Regions from separate parts of the Mus musculus genome. Here region 1 is linked to region 2. Evidence: chromatin loops called from intact Hi-C (ENCODE). Cell type or tissue: left cerebral cortex. All regions are shown on one strand. Each heading gives the region's core, and the rest is flanking DNA. Links, peaks and the distances in the headings are about the cores only. Region 1 has its middle 350 kb from the start of A330008L17Rik. Region 2 overlaps A330008L17Rik (RIKEN cDNA A330008L17 gene).

Region 1 (9,480 bases), core at 737-8,736, 150 kb before region 2:
CTCAGATAACTGCAGATGTTGGCAAGGATGTGGAGAAAGAAGAACATTCTTCCATTGCTGGTGGGAATGAAAGCTGGTACAACTGCTCTAGAAATCAGTTTGGTGGTTCCTCAGAAAAATTGGACATAGTACTACTGGAGGATCCAGCTATACCACTCCTGTGCATATACCCAGAAGATGCTCCAACATGTAATAAGGACATATGTTCCACTATGTTCATAGCAGCCTTATTTATAATAGCCAGAATCTGGAAAGAACCCAGATGCCCCTCAACAGAAGAATAGATACAGAAAATGTGGTACATTTATACAATGGAGTTCTATGCAGCCATTAAAAACAATGAATTTATGAAATTCTTTGGCAAATGGATGGATCTGGAGGATATCATCCTGAGTGAGGTAACCCAACCACAAAAGAACACATATTATATGCACTCACTGATATGTGGATATTAGCCCAGAAGCTTGGAATACCCAAGATACAATTTGCAAAACACATGAAACTCAAGAAGGAACACCTAAGTACGGATACTTCAATCCTTCTTAGAAGGGGGAGCAAAATACCCATAGAAGGAGATACAGAGACAAAGTGTGGAGCAGGAACTGAAGGAATGACCATCCAGAGACTGCCCCACCTGGGCATACATCCCTTATACAATCACCAAACCCAAACACTATTGAGGAGGCCAACTAGAGCTTGCTAACAGGACCCTGATATAGCTGTCTCCTGAGAGGCTCTGCCAGTGCCTGACAAATAATGAAGTGGATGCTAACAGTCATCCAGTGGATGGAACACAAGTTCCGCAATGAAGGAGGTAGAGAAAGTACCCAACGAGCTGAAGGGGTTTGCAGCCCCATAGGAGGAACTAACCAGTAAGTACCCTCAGTGCTCCCTGGGACTAAACTACCACCAAAAGAAAACACATGGTGAGACTTATAGCTCTAGCTGCATATGCAACAGAAGATGGCCTAGTCAGTCATCAATGTGAGGAGAGGCCCTTGGTCCTGTGATGGTTCTATGCCCAGTATAGGTGAATGTCAGGGCCAGGAAGTCGGAATGGTTGGGTTGGTGAGAGAGGGGTTGGGGAGAGGATAGAGTTTTTTGGGAGGAGAAACCAGGAAAGGGGATAATATTTGAAATATAAGTAAAGAAAATATCTAGTAAATAAAAATAAAGAAAAAAGAAATAAAAAGACTGGGGCATTGTATCTAGGGGAACATGGAGAAGAGTGTGTGTGGGGGGTATGTGTGGGTGATGGTAGGCTACCTAATTTTCTGGCAGGCATGGCATGGCCTATGGATGAGCAGGTGGTGCCTGCTGTGTTTGCTGTCTTCTATAAAGAAAGCAGTGATGGAAGTTAGGTTAGGAAGGCGTGGTCTGTGTATGTATGTGTTCCCAGAGATGTGTGTGTGTGAGATGGTGGAGTGCCAATGCTGTTCTGTCCCACAGGTATGGATGAAAGTGGGAGATTAGATTTGAAAGGGGTGAAGGAATGGTAAATGTCCTCATTAGGCTTATCTATTTCCCTGGACCTGCTCACCTGCTAAGTTCTCAGTGAAATGCCTGCTGCTGTTGGAGGTTGGGATCATGGGATCAGTTATTGGAAGAGAAATTTGAGAAAACTTTTGTGATCCATTTGGGGATAGAGTCAGAGAGGAAAGGGGGAGTACCTCAGGTTTTCTGCTATAGAGCTGAGAATGAAATTGGAGTGATTGAATCCAGTGGATAAGAATGAAAGGTGTGGATCTGTCTTCAGCTTGTTTGTTGCCCTGGCAGGATAGGCCTTTGGGTTAGCAAGGGATGCCTGCTGCAGTTGGGAGCTTGGAAAAGCCACAAGTGGAGGACTTGGGAGGTTAAAAGGGGAGAGATCTGGGGTTTCAGGAGAGATGGGAGCAGGAAGGGAAGGTAATGTGCACAGGTGTTCCTCTGCAAAGCTGAGGATGAAGGAGGGAATTAATATAAGGGGAGATCTGCTGAATTGTTAAGCCAATGATAGCTTGGTGTTGGCTCTACCAGAAATGTTTGCATCACCACTGTTTCAAACGCCATTAAGCTTTTAACTTTTCTCTTCCATAAACAGTAGGTAGTAAACTATAACAATCTACTACTTTCCTGTAAGAGAGGGAATATTATAGACATTTGAGCAAAAATTTGACATGCATGCGATTATGAAGTACCTGTAGGTAATTGGGGTAAGAAAGATTGTTTCATATTTTGTGATATAGCAACACCATTTTATCTTCAGTTCCTGGTAAACCCGAGGGCCTTATAAATGCCAGACCAGATGAGCCCTCTACCACAGAGCCATATGGGCAATTGTAAACTAATTCTAAATTGGTTCTTACTTCCTCCTTTTCAAGAGTGAAGCATTCTGTCTGCCATGGGAAGGATTGATAATATTCTCTGACATCATAGTTTTCCTTATCCTCTACACCTTCTCTTGCCATCATTAACAAAGTGTCTTGTAAGAAGATAATTCTTTTCCCAGATATTGTTAATTTGAAGCAACAGAAGAATTCTAAACCACTTACTCAGGGTCATAAGGTAGGAGGTGGCACACCTTCCAATTCTAACTTGTTTTTTCTCTTAAAAACAAACATATTGAAGCCAGGACAACCCTATCATGAAGTACATGGAGGCAGAAGAGTCACCCAGATGCTGGGTGCTGCTGAGGTTTGGTCTATTGCTATGGATTGCAATGCTAAATCTGGGCTTTCAACATTCACCTAAGCAAGTCACGCATGATGTCAAGTGTCTACAGCACCAATGCCCAAGGAGGATTCCTAGGATTTGCAGCTCATTCATTCTAGTGAGCTCCAAGTTGAGGAAGAGAGACTGTCTCCAATAACGAAGAACAGGGGAGATTGAGAATGTCACCCAAATTTGACATCTAGTCTCTCCACCAGCTCACATACATGTACATACCACTTTTATTTTCACATGGACTTTTATAAGACAAAGTGGTATGTGTATGATTGGAGCCCAACACAGCTTTCCAAACCTTACGTCATCAGACTATATTGTAGTCTATTTGATATACTGAGACCTGTGTACACTGCTTCTCCTGATATTAACAAACATCACTGAATCTTCTAGCAAACTGTGTATTCTGGAAACAGGCTTCACCTTCTACCTTTCTAGTGCAATGAAGGTTGTGCACTACTAACTTGTTTAAAAGTAATTTTGCATCATTGAAAAGTTATCTTTGTCTGCTTCTGTTAAAGCCTGTCTAAATGAAGCCTTTAGTCAAATAAAAGTGAATTGATGAAAACATCTGTCAGAAAACATCCTGGAAACAAGTATTCATCATTTGCTCCATCACTCTTCATGCTGTAGAATCCTTAAAATGTGGATCACAGACCTAAAAAAAATGACAGATACCATCAACACCAATCCACTAAGTAGAAGATCAATCTATTCATTGCAGAATACTAACAGCATTTGTGTGTGATTTACCACCAGTTCACAGTGAGCAGATATCTATGTGAATTACAGAGTCTACAAAATTAAAAATGGATCTGTGTATATCTTTCACAAGGCAGCCTTGGGTCTTGGAATGTCTTCCTTTGTCACTCACATTTTATTGCTATTGATATAAGGAAACATTATCTCAAAGTGACTGATAAATATCATACTTTTTAAAATGGTACCTCTGATTATTGGCATTTGAAAGCCCATCTTTGGTCGCCAGCTTTCATTATTGTCTCTTCTCTTCTTTTCAAATATACTTAGTCCTTAGCATATGACACATTTTTGGAACAAATTCATAAGTTTTACAATTCCTTGAATAATAATGCTATTTCATGTTAGTGTACATGTTCTTAATAAGTCTAAATATTCTAATATCTTACATATCTGTGCTTACTTGGATTCATATAATCAGTTCTATCAGCAATTTGTGCAGTGGTAAAACAACTTGTCAAAATAGTACTACTGTATGTCAGGTATGAAATAGTTTAAAGAATATCTCAATGACCTTGTAGGTACATGTTCATCTTGCTTATAGCAGTCTACTGCTGCAGATGGATAGAAGATAATTTCTGATATAAATGCAAAACTTTATGTAAAGATTATTTTCTGACTGTACTTACATTGTTTTAGGAAACAGTCCAAAGAATTAGATTTCCTTCCATTTCTAGCATCTATATTAAATTTATTTCAATAAAAGTATACAAATCCAACTTTCTGCATTGTTTTTTTAAATAGTACCTGTGCACATAAGGACAAAGTCCTCTATCCATCCAACTATCTTTCTATCATCAATCTATCTATCTATCTATCTATCTATCTATCTATCTATCTATCATCTATATTTTTATCCGTCTGTCTTTCTAAAGCCATAAGACTAGAATCACAAAGTTTACAAACAGTAATTTTATTTAAGATATGATCATGTATCCTTGGCTGACACAGAACTCATTCTTCAGGTCAAGCTGGCTTGAACTTGTGTGCATCTTCCTAACTTGCTTTCCTAGGTGCTAAGACTAAAGACATGGCAATCATACTTGGCTTCAAATGCCATATCATAATATATTTTGAGCACTTCTTTCACGCCAGACACAAAATTAATTATTTTGCAGGGACTAGGCTCGTTAGTCATTCAAAACCTTTAAAATGAGTATTTCTCAAGTCTTTGGAAAGTCAAGTTACTCTACTATCCCAGAGGACCACTGTCTAGAATATGATTTTAAAAGTGAAAATAAGTAACATGTTTCAAGCAACAATCATAATTGCTGCAAGCTCCCGAGCGATCTAAATATCTGCTAAATCATGAATTTAATTACTCTAAGCCCAATCACAATGACATAGCTCTTCCAAGAAAGTGACACCGCCTAATCCTTTCCAAAGTGTTTTTCACCCATAGAAGAAGAGAAATTTAAATATATGAGTCTTTGGGACACATTTTCTTTCAAACTACCACCATTCATCTCCAGTGGCACTTAAACTTCATTTTCTTATTTCTCGGGAACAATGCTTCTTCTTTCCTAAAACTCCAAAAACAAAAAAAGAAAAAGAAAGAAAGAAAAGAAAAGAAAAGAAAAGAAAGGAAAAGAAAAGAAAAGAAAAAGAAATGAAGGGAAAGAAAGAAAGAAAGAAAGAAAGAAAGAAAGAAAGAAAGAACAAAAGAAAGAAAGAAAGAAAGAAAGAAAGAAAGAAAGAACAAAAGAAAGAAAGAAAGAAAGAAAGAAAGAAAGAAAGAAAGAAAGAAAGAAAGAAAGAAAGAAAAAGAAAGAAAGAAAGAGGAGAAAAGAAAATATTTATTCCTATATTGTGGCTTTTTTTATTTAGTTTATTGAGCCAGCTTTCAAACTTAAAAATCAATACATGAAAAAAATCTAAAAATATATTTTTGTGGTTAGATTTATGAACCAATAACTTTGTGAATTATTTTTCTCAAAATATTTCTTAATTGATTATCATCCAGTTTTGATTTTTCTTTGATTTTAAGGTTTCTTTATTATGTCCACAGTGCTCTGCCTGCATGTATACCTGCAAGTCAGAAGAGGGCACCAGATCTCATTATTGTTATAATCAGAGTGTACTTGCTAGGAATTGAACTCAGAACCTCTGATAGAGCACCCAGCTTTCTTAACCTGCTGAGCCATCCTTTCCAGCCTTATTTTTATTTTTAATTTTTTGTAGTTATTACTTTAAATACTATGGAACAGTTCTTCTTGCTAAACAAAAACTGGAGATAACTGGAGTATTGCTTTGAATTATACAATTCTTTAATTTTACTTTACATATTATGATCTGTGTATAGAGGGCATATACATGCAGTTCCCAGCAACCAGGTAAGGCAAGTTACAATTACCTGTTACTCCAGTTCTGGGGAATTCAATACCTTCTCCCAGCCTCTGTGAGCACCTGCACACATGTGCGCGCGCACACACACACACACACACATTATAAAAATATTTTAAAAAGAGTCCAACCCACACTGTGCTTCCTGATTCTCAGACTCTAACATCAAAGCTTATTGTGTGGTAAAACCTAAACTAGTAGGCATAGGATTTGGTGGCATTAGGGCCATTTCTAACAATTAGACTGCAGAAATCTAAAACTAGAGTGAGATTTTATAACAGGTAATTGGGTATGGAACACAAGTAGAGAGTCTAGTTGTGTCTGCACATATGACAAGGGAGATGGTAAGACAAGGTAAGCAAAGTTTACAAGTATTATCTGTTAACACAACTTACCATAACAATCTGTTGCTAACTGAATGTTTTGATTGTTAAAAATGCTTTTCTATTAGGATTCTTTTTATTCTTTGATTTTGTCTTATTTGGTGAAGTAGAAATTCTAGACAAAGCACAGGAGATGCAACTATTATAGTTCCATTGTACAATGCTAGACAGGATTCACAATCATTTACATCAGCACCCCCCCACACTTCCATCTTTAAGAACAGAAGCTTGGATCAGAATCTGACTACTTGCAAGAAAAGGGTGTTGTCAAATCACACCCCAGAACTGTTAGTTAAACCAAGTAGGCTCCTAGAGCCTTTGTTGTAACAAGAGCACCATGTGAATACTTACGCACATATGATTTGAAAATATTTGTGAAGAAATAGACCTAAACTGTTGGTTTGGGGGTAGTAATATCTGCCTTTTATGCTAAATGGTGAATTTCTTAGCTATGTCAATTTCCAGATTCCACTCTAAGTAAAATAATACAGTAGCAACTTAAGGACAGAAGCAGCAAATTTTACTTCATGTAACTCTTAAAGAAAATATCTGGGGCATGATAAATTCAAAATCCCTGGTATAGATGAAGATTTTACATTTGCAGTAGATGGTAATCAGCAGAAATAGAATAACAAGTTAAGAAGTATTTCTCAAATAAATTTGACTGTAATGTGATGAGGTTGTCTGCATTTTTGTCAGAAGTCACCTGACTGTTACATGGGCTACTTGTGAATCACAGTTAGAAAGCTGCTGATTGAACCTTGCCTGTATATCAAAACCAGAATGTCTGCAGACATTTCTCAAAGACAGAAGAAAAGTTACCTTAGGTGCTATTTAGCCTTAAAAAGTTTTCAGGTATTTGAATTAGATTCATTACCCCATTATTCTTCTCATTTTCTCAACCTCAATCCTTATAGCACAGAAGAGATAACCCCCTGTTGGTATATTAGTATCCAGAATGCTGAGCGCAATGCTGTAGATGCCATTTTTAACCTCATCCGTGACACCAGGCATACAATCAGAGCATTATGAGTATACCAGTTCCAGTGCCTCTGGGAGAAAATACAATTTCTGCCTCATCAAGTTTTATTGATAAAACACAGATGTAGTTATATTATTCATATGACTTTCTGAATTTGTTTTGTTGTCTTTTCCAACTTTTTCACCATAATCTTTATGTTCTTATGGGATAAGTAATCACTTGAGGTACATTGAAATGAACAAAAATTGGATTTTTTAAAAATTTATTTTCATAACATGTTAGGAAGATGCTCTGCTGCTCTCTTTGACAGTTGCTTGTAGAAGACTCATTTACCTTTTCAATAGTCGCAAAAGAGACATCATCCAAAGGAGCATCATTGACCCATCCATCCCAAGCCACCTATGTAAACGTGGCTGTAAAACTGAAACCCCTGCCTGAGAACTTCCATAATAATGTTAGGACGTAAATTCACAGCAACAGAACAAAAGCGGCTGATTATAATTAAAGAAGCTCAAGTCACAAAATGTGAAATAAAAACAAGAACACATGTTGTATTTTTATAAACACAATAAGTGAGGGTTCATTGCCAATATACTATTTATTTTTCTCAGTAGCATTTGCTTATGGAAACTGTGTTTTATTGAAAAGGGTAAACTATTAAACATAAATCTGAAATATTTGTAAAAAATCATGAACAACCTCAGTATACATCACCTAAATGAACCACATATTCACCCATTATATCATAATTTCAAGCTTGTAGTTGCTCTGTTGGGTGTTGGCACTATCTTCCTTTCATTACGATAACATATCAGAGATGCTAGGGCTACAGTTTAAGGACTCAGTGGTTAGTCAGGGTTAATTAATTCAAGTACAGTAATTGGATGACATTATAGAGGCACTATGCTCTTTATGGCAAAACAGTATTATAGAACTCCTTTCCAAAACAAATATATATTTGAACTTTATTTCCACTGTGTTCTTGTTAGTTCATTTGTTTCTTTGATTCAATGCAATATCTCTGCAACAACCTACATTGACTTTGCATACAGTCTTCACAAAAACAGGCTATTTAATGGCCTCAAAATATACCTTCTGAAGGAAGGAAGGAAGGAAGGAAGGAAGGAAGGAAGGAAGGAAGAAAGAAAGAAAGAAAGAAAGAAAGAAAGAAAGAAAGAAAGAAAGAAAGAAAGAAAGAAGGCAGGAAGGAAGGAAGGAAGGAGAGAGAGAGAAAGGAAGGAAGGAGAGAGAAAGAGAAAGGAATGAAGGAATGAAGGAAGGAAGGAAGGAAGGAAGGAAGGAAGGAAGGAAGGAAGGAGGGAGGGAGGGAGGGAGGGAGGGAAGGAAGGAAGGAGGGAAGGAAGGAAGGAAGGAGAAGATGAAGAAGAATTTTAAAACATAATCAACTTATTCTCAGCAACTAAGTCCAAGGCTTGGGAATGTGTGTGTGTGTGTGTGTGTGTGTGTGTGTGTGTATTATATGTAATGTATTATACATGTATTCATATGTTTATCTGTATTATGAAATTTAAAGAAACCAAAAGACTGACTCACGCAGAGAGAAGTAAGCATGAATAGGCTATTATTCCATAGGCCCTATACATTGAGTTTAACATGTGTGTGCACTAACACACACTTCAATAATTTATTTTAAATGTATTCAAACAGCTAAGGGAAACTATGTCTGAAAACAAGTGCAGGAGGCAGGAAGGAATAGGGGGTTTTCAGAGGGGAAACCAGGAAAGGGGACAACATTTGAAATGTAAATAAAGAAAATATCTAATAAAAAATGTAAAAATATATATATATACCTTCCAAAGCTATCCTTAGTTATGAGCACTGTGAAGTCAGTGGAGTCTTTAGAGACAACTTACTGAATATCAAAGGACAGCAATAATCACATTAGAGAAATCAAGTCAATTTTCAGAGAAAACCATGTATGTGGAGGCATATATTTTTCACAGCCTACTTTAATAAGGGTTCCACTCTCCTCTACTCACCAGAGGGAGTGGAAAAGAAAGGTTATTGGGAGAAGAGGAAAGGGGACCTGTATATAAATAATCCTTTGAGAAGATTCTAGTCTTCATTGTTCTCAATCCAGTCCACTAGCAAATTAACACTTTATCTCCAGGTTAAGAAGAGTCCACTTGACACACACCTCACCTGAACCAACAGCTGCAGTCTAGTAGACAGCAAAAAAGATTCAACCAACCAACCTGAGTCCAGAGAAGTGGCAAGAAGCCTCAGGAATCTCATGAGAAATTACTTGATGGATTTCTCTATATGAGGTCACCATAACCACAACTCAGC
Region 2 (9,480 bases), core at 843-8,842:
AATGGCAGATTGGTTTACAATAAATATCTGGGAAAATAAAATGCCACTTCTTTTTAGAATTTTATTATAAAAAAAAAATCCCTGTCGTAAGGATATATTAAATTTCTGGCTACGAAGCTAATGTTCATTACAGGCATTTTGCAAGTTCCTAGAAGTAAGAAATGGTAAATATGGGCCACAATTTCCTCATTTATAGATAGCTACCTGTGTGCAGAAATGTAAATTTCTTTAGTTCATATTAATTTTGCAGAGGCAAAGATTTTATGCTACTATTACTTTTTTATACAAATTCACTATCCATGAGCATGGGTTTTAATGATTTGTTATAAATTTATTGAATAATTCTATTTAAAACAAGTTTTTTCTATAATTATTCAGACTCCTTTCTCTATGTGTACTACCCCCTCTCTCTCTTCTCTTTTTTCACTCACCCTTAACTTTTCGTAACTATTTACTCTAGTTTATAGCTTCCACTTAAGATTACTGGAGCAATGTTACAGACATACATGAGAAACTATGGATAGTTGCCTACCACAGGCTGTTATTATCATGACTACTGAGTTATATAGCAGCATTGCACCTTGTAAATAGTATCCCACATATGGAGAAGTTCCTTTGGGATAGATTTACAAGCATGGCATTGTGCTGTAAGTAGAGCCATGCCTCTGAAACAAGAGAATTTAAACGCATCATTTCACCCCAATGATGTCATAAAAATCTCTACAGAACTGACCAGAAATCACCACTAAGCTAGCAAGTAAAGAAATTATAAAACTGAGCTAAGTGGAGCCTGGAGACATTATTTAATGCTAGGCATGGTCTTGTAGATGATAGAAATTTGGTCCCCAGGGTGCATATCAGTCAGCTCACAATTATCTATAACTGGATCCAGTTCTAGGGTTTAGTCTTTTCTGGCTTCCACGGTAATCAGTATGTGCATGCAGACTCACAGACAGACAGACAGACAGACAGACAGACAGATACACACACACACACACACACACACACACATACACACACACACTCACTCACTCACTCACACACACATACAATTGTAAAAGCTAAAATAAACATTTTGAAGGTAAATCTGTGTCTGTTTTCTAGGTGGAGCTCCCCCTACAGTATTGACTCTCTCTAGCTTAGACCTGACACTAAGATCTATTAATTCAATATCTGACTCCAGTTATTCTGTGTTCTCCATGCAGTTTCTTGTGCTGTGTGTTCAGCTCCAGACTAAAGCATAATAAATTGTAACTCACCATACTGATATGGGCAAATATGGCTTGTAGTGAATTTTCATAAATCAATATAATAACTTCAAAAGGCATCCAACCCAAAACCGTCTGATTTGGCAAAATCTAAATTCCGAGGTCATTTCAGATTGTGTTGTTTTGGTAATGAAAACTAATATTTGTATTGTGAAAATATTCTGCACAGCTGTTAAAATCGATATATGTATAATGTATAATTTGAGGTGTTTTGAGACTAAGAGGAACCAATATTATCAATAACCATGGAAAGGCACAGATGAAGCAGAACTATTCCAAGAGAAACAATAATGAGTCATGCATAAAAATCATACGATATCTATGTCATTGCGAAATATCTGCTTTTCACTGTAGGCAAATACAATAGAAAAACCGAAAGAAGCATTTCTCCATCCACTTAACTCCGCTACATCAAACCATAGAGCGTGACTTTTTGTTAAGAGAACAGCGAATTTGGAAAAATGAAGTATTTTATCTCATGCATGTGGCACAAGCAACTCAGAACTTTAGTATCATTAAAATGTTTTGAATAAACAAGAAGGACTCATTTATAAAATATACAACAAACTGTCAGTGGCCTAAGGATAGCTCTTATCTATCTGATTTTAACAAAAACAGAAACTTATGTGTGTGGATGGTCTAGACGTTTGTATTGCCAAGACGAAGGATGGAAATGCTTAAAGACTTAGGACTGAAGTTAGAAGTCCTGAAACTCAAGTCCCGTCTCCCCCCACCCCCACCCCCCCACAGCGCCCGTCCTTCCCTACCCCAAAAATCAAAACAAACAAACAGGAAAAAAAAAACAAAGCAAAACAAACAAAAGACCAAAAACAAGATAAACCCTCAAACACCATTTACCTTTCCAAATTCATCTTCATTTCTGAGAATACATATCTCAAATTCCACCCAAATTATTTATACTTTTAACTGCTTTCTCTTGTCTCCCTTTTTAACTTCTGTTTATCAAATACAAGTTTAAGATGGAGGTAATTTTTTTTCATTTGTGGATTATATCCACTTTCTTTAATTTCCTTCTGTGATACCTCTGTATTAAAAGACAAGCAGAATAACACAAGACATCCCAAACATAATATTTAAGGCTAACTATAATTCTGTACAGACTAATAATAAAATAACAATAATGATTTAACCTACTGTTGTACTTTGTTCTCTTGTTTCTTTCAATTCTAACCTATATTTAGTAAATAGATTGGAAATAAATAGGTAGAAAAACAGAAAAATAGCACTTTTCACATATAAATACAGATAGAGATAGAGATGCTAGTGATATATATATGTATGTATATATATATATATATATATATAGACAGAGAGAGAGAAAGAGAGAGAGAGAGAGAGAGAAATATCACAAAGAATTGCTGTAAAGTCCTGGCGTTTAGCTTTAGTTTATACAATCCAGCGATATTAAGAAACCTTCAATGTCTTTTCTTTGAACTATAGAGATACTTTGGTAAGAGCTACAGTCAGATATACAGTTTTCCCCTCATTTTAGGCTCTAGATTATCATCTTAATTTCAAGTAGCCCAACTTCCCTGAAATGGTGTTTACAGTCTGCTAGCTGATATTTTGTAACTAAAATGAATGATAGCCCCCAAAAGACTTGCAATAAATACTTTTCCTTTACCCTTTTTATGTTCTCATAGGCTTTTCAACGTGTACTTTTAGTCTGAGAAAGAGGAAACAAGAAATGAATAGCATCTATTCTTTTAATTGTGCTAAACTACATTATTACTGGCTGTATTGCTGTGGCCAAGTCCATTATAAACAGAAACAGGAAAGGAAGGATTTACTATGGATCATGGTACTAGAAGATTTATCATAGTAGAGAGAGGTTGATAAAGCTGCTCTGTAGAAGCCAGGCTTTGGTGACACACACCTTTATCCCAGTACTTGGGAAGCAGGGGCAGGCAGGTTCTGAGTTTGAGGCCAGCCTGGTCTACAAAGTGAGCTCTGGGACAGCCAAGGCTACACAGAGAAACCCTGCCTTGAAAAACAAAAGAAAAGAAAAGAAGAGAAGAGAAGAGAAGAGAAGAGAAGAGAAGAGAAGAGAAGAGAAGAGAAGAGAAGAGAAGAGAAAAGAAAGAAAAGAAAAGAAAAGAAAAGAAAAGAAAAGAAAAGAAAAGAAAAGAAAAGAAAAGAAAAGAAAAGAAAAGAAAGACTTCTTCATAGCACTTGAGAAACTTGGGATATCTGCAATCTATCTCTAGTGCCTTGGAAACAACAAGCTTAGGGCAGGACCAGTAGTGGATGTTACATTTAAGGACCACCTCCAGTTACCCTCTCTCCAGTTCCTAAGGTTTCATCTCAAAATAGAACAACCAAGTAAGCACCGTGTGAAATTATGTGGCCCTGTAGGGGACATTTCACATTCATACCATAGCAGCATGTATTGTTCTAAAGTGCATTAAAGGTGTTTTTGTCATTTAACAATTATTCAATGGTGTAATTAAATAATTGGTGTTATTGTTAACTATTTCATTTGAATCCTTACTGTCCACAAACATTGCTGATTCTGTACTAAAAGAATAAACACCTAAGTAGTTGATTTCCATACTTCCAGTTACTGTTGGTTGTTAAGATTTTTGTTTGTTTGTTTTGAATTTCCTGGATAGTGCAGGTTGATCTGGTTTGTAAGTCATTAAAGAATTCAGCCATCCATATATTTTCATCACTATAATATGTTTGTCATCTTTGGACTATGACATGAACTTGAGATCCAAACTTCTGTACTAAAATAAGTTAAAAGTTACTTTGTTATATTCTGATCTCTAGTAATACAGAAGGAAACATTGAAGTAAGGATATATAATTTCCATGTTGAATTGGATATTCTTATCATGATTTAAATAGGTGATGATCTGTTTCCTTAGTGGTCTCTGATATCTTGGATAAACTTCCAAATTGTAAATGTCAGCTAAGAAATGAAATGTAATGAAAATGAAATTTTTTGAATGAGAGAAATAGGCATGTGATACTTTAATTTTTTTTTACTTCTGATTATATTCTCTATACTTGAGATCCTTCCACAACTTTTTTATACATCGCCAAATTAAATATATGCAGATATTGAGCTGTATATAAGAAGTTATAAATATACTATTATAACAACTGTAATAATATAAAAACATTATTTGTTGATTATATAAATGCCTTATACACCTTGTATTTAATTGTTTATCTCAAGTACCGTATCATACTATTTTTATCTTCCAAATGTTTTATATTGTTTAGATTTTGTTCTTATTGTTGTTGTTGTTCATTTTTTTCCTGAGACAATATCCTCAGTGTGTAGTTTTGGGTGGCCTAGAAATCACTATGTAGAACAGGCTGTACTCAGACTCACATAGACCCTGGTTTCTGACAGCTAAGAATGGAAGCATGGGGTATTGTGTCCAGATAGTTTTCAACTGAGAGAAAACATGTTTTTCTATATATTTTTATTTTGGTATTTGGGGCATATCGTATGACTGTGGCATACTAGCCAAGCACTCATTTTTGTAAAAATCCCTCCTTCTTCATATGCTGCATCATTATTGAAGCAATTTAGAACAGTTACAAAAACAGAGATTTTATATATTTTTATTATATGTTTTCCTTTATGCTGTTCTGAAAATGTGGATCTTATTATTTACCATCAAATAGCTATTATGCAAGGAGTAGGTTGCTAGATTTGGACAACAAAACATAGTTTAAATTGCATTGACTTATTTTTATGTGTTCATCACAGCTGTAATTATTATTTGGTGCATAACAGAAGGCAGAAAGAACTATATTTACTGCCCATCAAGTGAATATGTTTCTCTTTTATCTGTTAGCCTTTCTTTGTGAGTTGTTTGTGCCAGGCACGAGCACTAACAGTACCAAGATAACCTTTCTAACTCTGCTTTTCAGATGATCTTTTTTATAATACTGCAATTTAATATAGTTTTAAAGTCAACTTGATGAGTCAAAATTTTATCCCCATGACAAATGACATATATAACTAAGGTAATATGGTTCATGGCTTAACATGTTTTTGTCCAAGCTGTCTGGCTCCTGGGCTTCTGTTCATGTTGAAGAAGACCATCCTGATACAAGGATGTTGTGGTTCAAAGCTCTTCACCCCTCAGGAAAACAGAAAGGGGGAGAGAATGACAGAAAGAGCCTAATTCTACAACTTCCCCAAATAGCACCCACCAGATGGAAACCAAGATGTGAAGACATGTGTTTGTGAGGACTTTTCATATGCAGACCATAATAGTTCCTTCAAATTGTTTCACCTAAAAGAAGTCCCATGAGTTCTGCTGCCTAACACAAATGAAAGAAGCTTCAATGTTAAGAATGTATCCTTGAGAAAACCTTTTGCAGGATCTCTTCTCATTGATGTGCCAAAAAAATAGAATGAAAGCCTCCAAAGGAATGAGGCAACTTATAATCCTTTCTTTTTATGATACCTTTGAACATCATTAAACAGCACGGCAGTATGACAACTCTAAAGGTTCAGTAGTGTCCTTTCTACCTTGGCAGTAACCAACAGCTCTCTATTAGACTCATGAGCCACTCAACAAAAGGGAATATATGCTTGGTACTGGAAATCTAGATAACTATTCATTGATAGCACATTCATGGTTAGTGAATGAGAATCTGCAACCTCTAATTAAACCAGCATAATCTTTAATGATAATCTATAAATATTTGTCCTTATATCCATAGATATGTGTTGTCTTTACTCTTAATCAAGGAGCCCTTTCTTTGTAATAGATGAAGATCATTACAGAAAACCACAAATTATCAACCTGTAGAGTTGTGGAGCTCAGTCCACATGGATACATTAGTAGGATATTCCTACACCTAAGGCTCAGAGTACATTGTGGAAGGGGCAGAAGGATTGTAAGAGTCAGAATATAAGAGAGTTTACTGTGAGAATCTATCACCTTATACTATCAGAAGCTATACCCACCCATAATTTCTCACTAACATGAATGCCCAAAAAGGAGCTGAAGAGAGATGGCATCAATCAACATGTCAAATTGGACTTTATAAACCCATTAGGTTTCAACCCTACACAATGAGCTATTGACAACCAAGGGAAGCTGAGTGTGGGAAAGATGGTCTTCTCTAGGGAAAATAGAACTAGTAGTCCAGTGCCAAATGGTCACCCGGAAAGCATACATACAAGTAAATTAAACAAACTGAGAAGATTATACTTAGGAACACACACACACACACGCACACACACACACACACACACACACTTAGTGAAAAAAGGGAGCTATAAATTTGAAGATGGGTATATGAAAGAGTTAGGAAGGAGAAAGAAGAAGGAGACATCATCTAATTATAACTCTACCACAACAACAACAACCAAGTAAAAAATATCACATGAGAAGTCTTTTGATTTGTTGATTGGGGTTGTCCAAGAGACTCCTGAAACAGAAAAATATTACATTTACAAAATTTATGCTTTTGTCCTTGGTTGTACTCTAAAGGTGTAGGGTAAGTTCATATTGCTGAAGACAAGATGGACTTCAGACACAAGGCCCAAAGGCCCCTGAGCTAGATCTTACCTTAAAGTTTCTTCCCTGAAGACTAGCTTTCATGGTGCCACATGTCACCATGCAAGCTTTCAAAGAATAGAAGGAAACAACAAATCTTACCTAGATATGATACTTATAAAAAAACAACAACTAGCATGGCATGGTAACCCAAAAGATACAGTAGCTTCACTCATACTTTGGTAGAAGCCATTAGCTGTCTACTTGGTCAGAAGACACACTGGGAAGAGAGACCCCTTGGTATTGCAAACTTCATATGCCCCAATACAGGGGAATGCCAGGGCCAAGAAGCAGGAGTGGGTGGGTAGGGGAATAGGGCGGAGAGTATAGGGAACTTTCGGGATAGCATTTAAAATGTATATAAAGAAAATATCTAAAAAAAATTTTAAAAAGAGAGAGAAGTATGTGATATCTGGAAGCTAGTCAACGTCCTAGACCTAGTGATATCGTGGATTTTGGAGGAGAACCTGCGACCACTACTTTTCTAAAATAGCATAATGCCTACCTACATTCTAAATATTGATACTTATACCCAGTTAAGTTCAGTTTTCACCTTCCATCAAGGAAACTTCCATTACAGAAAACAAATAAAAATGCAAAGCTATGTGTCTTATCCTGACTCAAAACATAAAGCCCATATCTAATGCTGAAGGATCATTGCAGAAGACACGGTAGAAAGAATGTAAATTGGGGCCACACACCCATCTCAAACATTTCAACCCCAGAATTGCTCTTGTCTAAAGGAAATGCAAGAACAAAGAGTGGAGTAGAAACTAAAGCAAAGGCCATCTAGAGACCGTCCTCACCCCCAATCCTCCATGGGATCCATCCCATCTGCAGATGCTAAACCCTGGAACTATTGCTGATGACAAGATGCACTTGCTGACAGGAGCCTGGTGTAACTGTTCTCTGAGAGGCTCTGCCAGTGCCTGACCAATACAGATGCAGATGTTCTCAGCCATCCATTAGACTGAGCATGGGGACCCCAATGGAAGAATTAGAGGAAGGACTGAAGGAGCTGAAGGGGATTGCAACCCCATAGGAAGGACAACAGTATCAACTCACCAGATCCCCCAGAGTTCCCAAGGACTATACCACCAACCAAAGAGAGACCCATGACTCCAGCTGCATATGTATCAGAGGGTTGCCTTAGATGACATCAATGGGAGGGGGAGGGTGTGCTTGATCGTGTGTAGGCTAGATGCTCCAGCATAGGGGGAAGCTAGGGCATTGGGGTGGGACTGGATGAGTGGGTGTGTTAGCACCCTCATAGAGGTAGGGGAGGGAGGGGGGATTGGATGGGGGGTTTGTAGAGGGGAAATTGGGAAAGGGGACAACATATGAAATGTAAATAAATAAAATAACCAATGAAAATGCAAGAATGACAGGAAGAGTATGTTTGTTGTGAAACTGTGTCTCCTAAAAATATCAAGAAGCTATATCCATGGAATCAAAACAAAATAAATGCCTTAAGCAATAAATAACAATTTAAAAATACATAGATCATTTTCCACATGCTTTGAATCATATCTTCTAATTTCAATATAATACTACTATTAAATAAATATGAACTCTAAAATTTAAAATAAAAAATATCTCTTTGGTGTCTCCTAACTTCTAATTTAAGCACATTAATTTTTACCACTGATTATTTATTCATTCTTTTGCTAGACAGAACGATGACTATAGGAATCACAATAGCCAAGTAAACTGGCAACATGAATTACTTGTATGTAGATATCCATCAATAGTAGTGTCAGATTCTTATAGATCAGATAGAATCTACACAGATAAATAGTGCAGTAGTTATATATTTTCTTATAATTTAAACTTTACTGTCCATCACACATGTCATGTAAAAATAGTGCTAGTGTATTTTTCTGATTATGAGAACTGATATGAGACACACAGCAACCTATGTAAATTCCAAGATATCCACTGATTATCCCTGCATGGTACCATCATAAGAAGAGCACATAAAATCACACAGATGATTTATTTACTTAATCTCTGTTGTTCTGTTTTGTTTGTTAAACAGAGTATTGCTGTGTAGTCCAATCTGACCTTAACTGACCGAATCCTTCTTCTTCAGCTACAAAGTGCCTATAGCACCATGTCTAGTTCAGATTTTAATTCATAATAAATAATGAGTTTTCCAGAAAATAGCTTTATATTTAACAAAAACTTCCTTCCACATAATTTTGCAAGAAATTTAGCTTTTATGCCAAAATATTAATAGCCCATTATGTTTTCAAGAATACTCTTAATTTCTGTATGTAGTTTCTATATCAGAATCTGATATTTGAAACCCACAGATTTGGCAGACCACCTTTTACACTTGGAACTAGGATGTCCTGCTCTATTGGTGGTTCTGGTCTGCATAACAAAGAAACCAGGTATTTGACTGCTTTGTCTTTGATGGCATGCTGTATTCTACATTTCCAGAACATTCCAGGGACTATGTCTTTCTTAATTGTCTATGAATCACCAGTGTTTGCATATCAACTGTATTTCAGATTTTTGCATTGAATTGATGTGCTGACTTTGAAGAAGAGGTAAATGTTTTCTTTCATTCTATCACATTTTCTCTGAGCTGCAGGCAGCAGTTTATAATGAACCTCACTCATTTTGAAAGGAGGCATTTGAGTTTTGAATAAG

The links. Peaks named below come from ENCODE experiments on the same cell type or tissue, not always from the same donor. Only the 100,000 strongest peaks of a DNase experiment are listed, where the experiment ranks them.
Region 1: a loop joins it to region 2, with 2.6 times the contacts of the local background. A loop is called at or near these places in 4 of 42 quality-filtered maps.

What each region holds. Positions count from the first base shown.
Region 1 is chr8:99,759,231-99,768,710 of GRCm38, reverse strand. No RefSeq gene overlaps it. Among named protein-coding and RNA genes, the nearest start is that of A330008L17Rik, 350 kb to the right of the region's middle. In left cerebral cortex, for the core only: a CTCF peak has its summit at 5,485 (motif pointing right); no DNase peak of the experiment used is centred there.
Region 2 is chr8:99,612,961-99,622,440 of GRCm38, reverse strand. All of the region lies in intron 1 of A330008L17Rik (RIKEN cDNA A330008L17 gene), which reads right to left. Among named protein-coding and RNA genes, the nearest start is that of A330008L17Rik, 200 kb to the right of the region's middle. In left cerebral cortex, for the core only: no CTCF peak of the experiment used is centred there; a DNase peak (open chromatin) is centred at 5,481.